2 separate regions of the Homo sapiens genome follow, and region 1 is linked to region 2. Evidence: chromatin loops called from intact Hi-C (ENCODE). Cell type or tissue: HepG2. All regions are shown on one strand.

Region 1 (2,500 bases), 310 kb after region 2:
TTAAATCTTACCCTTTTTTTGCCCATTATTCTCTTTATTTTTGTGGATTTTTTTTTTAAACTACCTGTATAGAAAAACATGGGTATTTATGAACAGATGCAAATTTAAAATTTAAATAAAGCCAGTCATTGTAAGATCCATTATGGATCAAAACAGTGATTTTCTTTTGGAGCTACATGTTGCTTCTCTTATTTGGTGGGGAAACTAAGTCAGTCGACTGACATCTAGCACTAAGATCCTAAATCAAATATTTGCACATTCTTGCTCTTCCACAGGCCCCTTGCAGCCTCACCCACATTCAATAGTCCGGGAGGTTGTCAAGGCCATTGTTGTCCCAGAATAATATTAACTGGCATTCTCAGAAATCTGGTCACCTTGGCCTCTGAATTCACTTCAGAATAAAGTGTGAAAAGATGTCCAGTAACTTTAATACACAATGACCCCTATTTAATCACAGGACAATGAGGGCTGGCCCACCCCCCCACACACATATTTCTGGACCTAGAACACCACCACTCCCCTGATTATCTTGTAAAATGTTTGTTTTGGGTTCTCAGACCTCTGTTTGCAAATGAAAGATGCTCCAGTCATAACAGCTTAAGGAGAAAGGGTGATTTACCGGCACATGTAAACAAACCAAGAGAGAGCATTGCACTAGCCTTGGAGTAAGATGGATTCCAGTCTAAAGTACCATCAGGAAACACTGTGTCACTCATCTCTGCTTCTCTCTAAAGATGGATTCCAGTCTAAAGTACCATCAGGAAACGGTGTCACTCACCTCTGCTTCTCTCTGCATTGAGACTTGATTCTCTCAGGCTAGACTTCAGAAGAGAATGGAAATATGGCCACAAGCAGCTATGGGCTGCCCTCCTTATCATATAATCTCCAGGGAAGAAAGAAAGCATTTTTCCACTAACTCTAGTTGGAAAGTGCAAGAAAGAACTCAGTCCTAGCTTAGGTTGGGTACCCATCTGTGGATATGAACCAATCTTTGTGGCCAGGGCTGAGGAAATAAGGTTGAACAAACTGTGGTCATGTCCCCACCACTGGGTGGCAGGGTAGAGGGAGTAAATGTGGGGAAGGAGAATGCTCCAGCTGGCAGCTCCTACGAAAAGCACAGAGCTGGATTAGGAGAAATCCACTTTCTTAAAGGAATATCTCATTACTGGAAAGGAGTGATAGGCAAAACCAATATCTCCTAGCCAGGCATGGTGATGCATCCCTGTAATCCCAGCTACTTGGGAGGCTGAGGCATGAGAATTGCTTGAACCTGGGAGGCAGAGGTTGCAGTGAGCTGAGATCGTGCCACTGCACTCCAGTCTTGGTGAAAGAGCAAGACTCTGTCTCAAAAAATAAAATGAAATTGCCTTGGCGATGCGGGCTCTTTTTTGGTTCCATATGAACTTTAAAGTAGTTTTTTCCAATTCTGTGAAGAAAGTCATTGGTAGCTTGATGGGGATGGCATTGAATCTGTAAATTACCTTGGGCAGTATGGCCATTTTCATGATATTGATTCTTCCTACCCATGAGCATGGAATGTTCTTCCATTTGTTTGTATCCTCTTTTATTTCCTTGAGCAGTGGTTTGTAGTTCTCCTTGAAGAGGTCCTTCACATCCCTTGTAAGTAGGATTCCTAGGTATTTTATTCTCTTTGAAGCAATTGTGAATGGGAGTTCACTCATGATTTGGCTCTCTGTTTGTCTGTTGTTGGTGTATAAGAATGCTTGTGATTTTTGTACATTGATTTTGTATCCTGAGACTTTGCTGAAGTTGCTTATCAGCTTAAGGAGATTTTGGGCTGAGACAATGGGGTTTTCTAGAGCAATCCTAAGCCAAAAGAACAAAGCTGGAGGCATCACACTACCTGACTTCAAACTATACTACAAGGCTACAGTAACCAAAACAGCATGGTACTGGTACCAAAACAGAGATATAGATCAATGGAACAGAACAGAGCCCTCAGAAGTAACACCGCATATCTACAACTATCTGATCTTTGACAAACCTGAGAAAAACAAGCAATGGGGAAAGGATTCCCTATTTAATAAATGGTGCTGGGAAAACTGGCTAGCCATATGTAGAAAGCTGAAACTGGATCCCTTCCTTACACCTTATACAAAAATCAATTCAAGATGGATTAAAGACTTAAACATTAGACCTAAAACCATAAAAACCCTAGAAGAAAACCTAGGCATTACCATTCAGGACATAGGCACGGGCAAGGACTTCATGTCTAAAACACCAAAAGCAATGGCAACAAAAGACAAAATTGACAAATGGGATCTAATTAAACTAAAGAGCTTCTGCACAGCAAAAGAAACTACCATCAGAGTGAACAGGCAACCTACAAAATGGGAGAAAATTTTCGCAACCTACTCATCTGACAAAGGGCTAATATCCAGAATCTACAATGAACTCAAACAAATTTACAAGAAAAAAACAAACAACCCCATCAAAAAGTGGGCGAAGGACATGAACAGACACTTCTCAAAAGAAGACA
Region 2 (2,500 bases):
CAGCCTCAAGACAGTGAGACAGCCAGCCAGCCACCCAGGCAATGTTTTATGAATCTGATGCTATGGAAAGGAGGGCAGTAAATTAGGGGAAGCTGGAATTCGCCTGTCTGTTTCAGAACACCCCATTTGGGGTATATAAAATGTATGCTGCCAGCAGGAGTTTCTGAGACAAGATGATGAAGTGGCAGTTTGCTTATATGATTTTATTTTTTCAGCTGACTTGGCCCCAGTAGATATATAGGAGGTGAGAGGGGAAAAAATGATTAAATTACCTAGTAGTTAAAAACACACTTTCCCCCTGCTTCTAAGTAGGAAAGTAAGGAATGGTTGACAAATATTTCCATGAGGTAATAATTGATCCCTGAATAGGCTTCCATTAGTTAAAAAAAATCAGTTTATGCCATATGCCAGTGAAAATGTGCATGAAATCATGGTGGAAAGGAGAGATACATTCAATGTGAGATCAGAGAAATGAACTGGATTGTGTTTCCATGGTTCCTGCAGGAATCTATCATATTGTATCTGCCACACTGTATACATATGTTTACAGTCATCCCTTAGTATTTGTGGGAGATGGGTTCCAGGATTCCCCATGGAACCAAAATCCACTGCCTCATTATTCCATGGTTTTCCAGAGGGCAGAGGAATTGTGTGAATTTTGGAGTATAGCTGTATTACCTGAGGTGGCCTTTAAAAACTCAGCTCCCATTCTAGGGAAGTTCTGAGAGATACAAGGTAGAAAGTGTCCTTTCTCCAAAAGAAAAGTGAAACTTCAAAAGCATTTGAGAACCCTTATCTTAGAGACCAAAGGATGCCTGCTTAGATTTGCCTTCTGAATTACAGTGAGACAGACACCTTCTGGCCTCCTACCTTCTCCCCTTTCTCTTCCCTTCTCGTAAATCTGGGGTTGGTTAAGTTAGGAAGATTGGATTTCTTTAGCTTTAGTGACTGAAGACTGTTCACCCTGTCACTAGAGGGCACCAGTTGCACATCAAATATCTAATGTGTAGGTGTCAATGCCCACAAACATTCTTCAAATACAGCAAAATGTCAAATTGAAATGGCTTGTAATAAGGTGGTTCCCCTAGTGTCCCTGTTCTTATTTACCCCATTTCTGCTGCTGAAAGGAGCATTCTAAATTTGACTTTCTAGTGCTTTCAGAATTTTCACTTAATTCAAAACTCTAATTAAAGTTGCAGATATGAAGAATCAATGTTTTTCACAAGATTACATGATGGCAATTTTGCTACCATTTATCTGGCTCTTGCTCTGTGCTGGGTAATATGTAAAACCTTATAGGAATTTTTTCACATGGTTGTATTTCAGATCCTGCAACAAATGAAAATGGTTGTTATCAACCGGAAGCCTCCCCTGTAAGCTAAAATATACCATTCAATATAGAGTATAGGTATGTCTCTAGAAAACCTACAAGTTGAGTTTTCCTGTTGAAATTTTACAAAGAAAAACTGTCCAGGCATTTAGTTTATGTTACTCTTCTCTTCATGGGATTGCACAAAGTGTTGTAAGGCAGTTGTCAACAGTCTGGTTTCTACTGGCTTTGCCTCGGGGGACTGACCCACTGTGCCAGCCCTTGCTTGGGTTTACACTGGGAAGACCAGGCTCATTGTTTCTCATCTGTGATGCGTCCCCTCAACCCATAGTTATGTTTTGGCAAAGGAAAAAAAAAGGAGGAAGTGAACATTCACCCCAGGACCATTTGATTCTGTTGATTGCTGACAGGTGCTATGTTCTGAATAGAATTAGAGACTCTGTACACCTCAGACATACCCAATATCAGGTCAGCTATAATTTGTGCATGATGAGAGGTCACAACGTTTTGGCCTTGGGAAAAAGGCACATTCCTGACTGTGCGGCAGCAGTTGCTATGTGGTGTCCAGTAAGATCTTCAGTCATAGTGGGCTTTGCAATGTACACCCTAAAAATGGAAATGAACCCAACGTCTCCTTACAAACTGTGTGAGTCCTGATGGATGAGCTTCCTGACCCTAGACGAAAGGAATCGGCCCAAATAGAACGTCAAAGGAGGATGAAGAAGTATAAATTCCAATTGCTCTTGGAATCTGTGCGTCTTCTCCAGAACTGAGGCAAGTGAGTCGGAGGGGCACTCCCCGTGTGAGGTGGGGCTGGCTGGAGGAAAACAATTCAGCATCACATATTGAAAAGCCACTACATGCCTGGCCCCATAATCTCAACAATCTGATGAAGTAGAACCCTTATTTCTGTCCTATAGAGGAAGAAATGAGGGCTATTCTAGATTTAAAAATTTTCCCAAGGCTATGCTGCTTACTATAAGAGGTAACAGGATGGCAAATATCAGTCACTGCTGACTATGCACATACCCTGTACCAAGCACCATCATTATCTCTGATGCAACACCACAAGGGAGGCATCACCATACCCACTTTGTAGATGAGAAGCCTGAGGCTGGGAGAGGTTAAATCACCTACCCAAGTGTACCACCATCCTCCCCTCCCCTCAGC

Evidence for each region. Hi-C counts contacts between places; a loop is a spot of excess contacts. Peaks named below come from ENCODE experiments on the same cell type or tissue, not always from the same donor. Only the 100,000 strongest peaks of a DNase experiment are listed, where the experiment ranks them.
Region 1: it touches region 2 in a loop (29-fold over the local background); 27 of 110 quality-filtered maps call a loop at or near these places.

Annotation. Positions count from the first base shown.
Region 1 is chr5:127,877,309-127,879,808 of GRCh38, forward strand. All of the region lies in intron 6 of CCDC192 (coiled-coil domain containing 192), which reads left to right. Among named protein-coding and RNA genes, the nearest start is that of CCDC192, 180 kb to the left of the region's middle. In HepG2, a CTCF peak has its summit at 1,050 (motif pointing right); a DNase peak (open chromatin) is centred at 1,043.
Region 2 is chr5:127,563,393-127,565,892 of GRCh38, forward strand. It overlaps LOC124901058 (a long non-coding RNA gene), which reads right to left. Exons shown (of 2, transcript XR_007058924.1): 2 at 1-2,147. Among named protein-coding and RNA genes, the nearest start is that of PRRC1, 47 kb to the left of the region's middle. In HepG2, a CTCF peak has its summit at 992 (motif pointing right); a DNase peak (open chromatin) is centred at 979; H3K27me3 peaks cover 60 bases.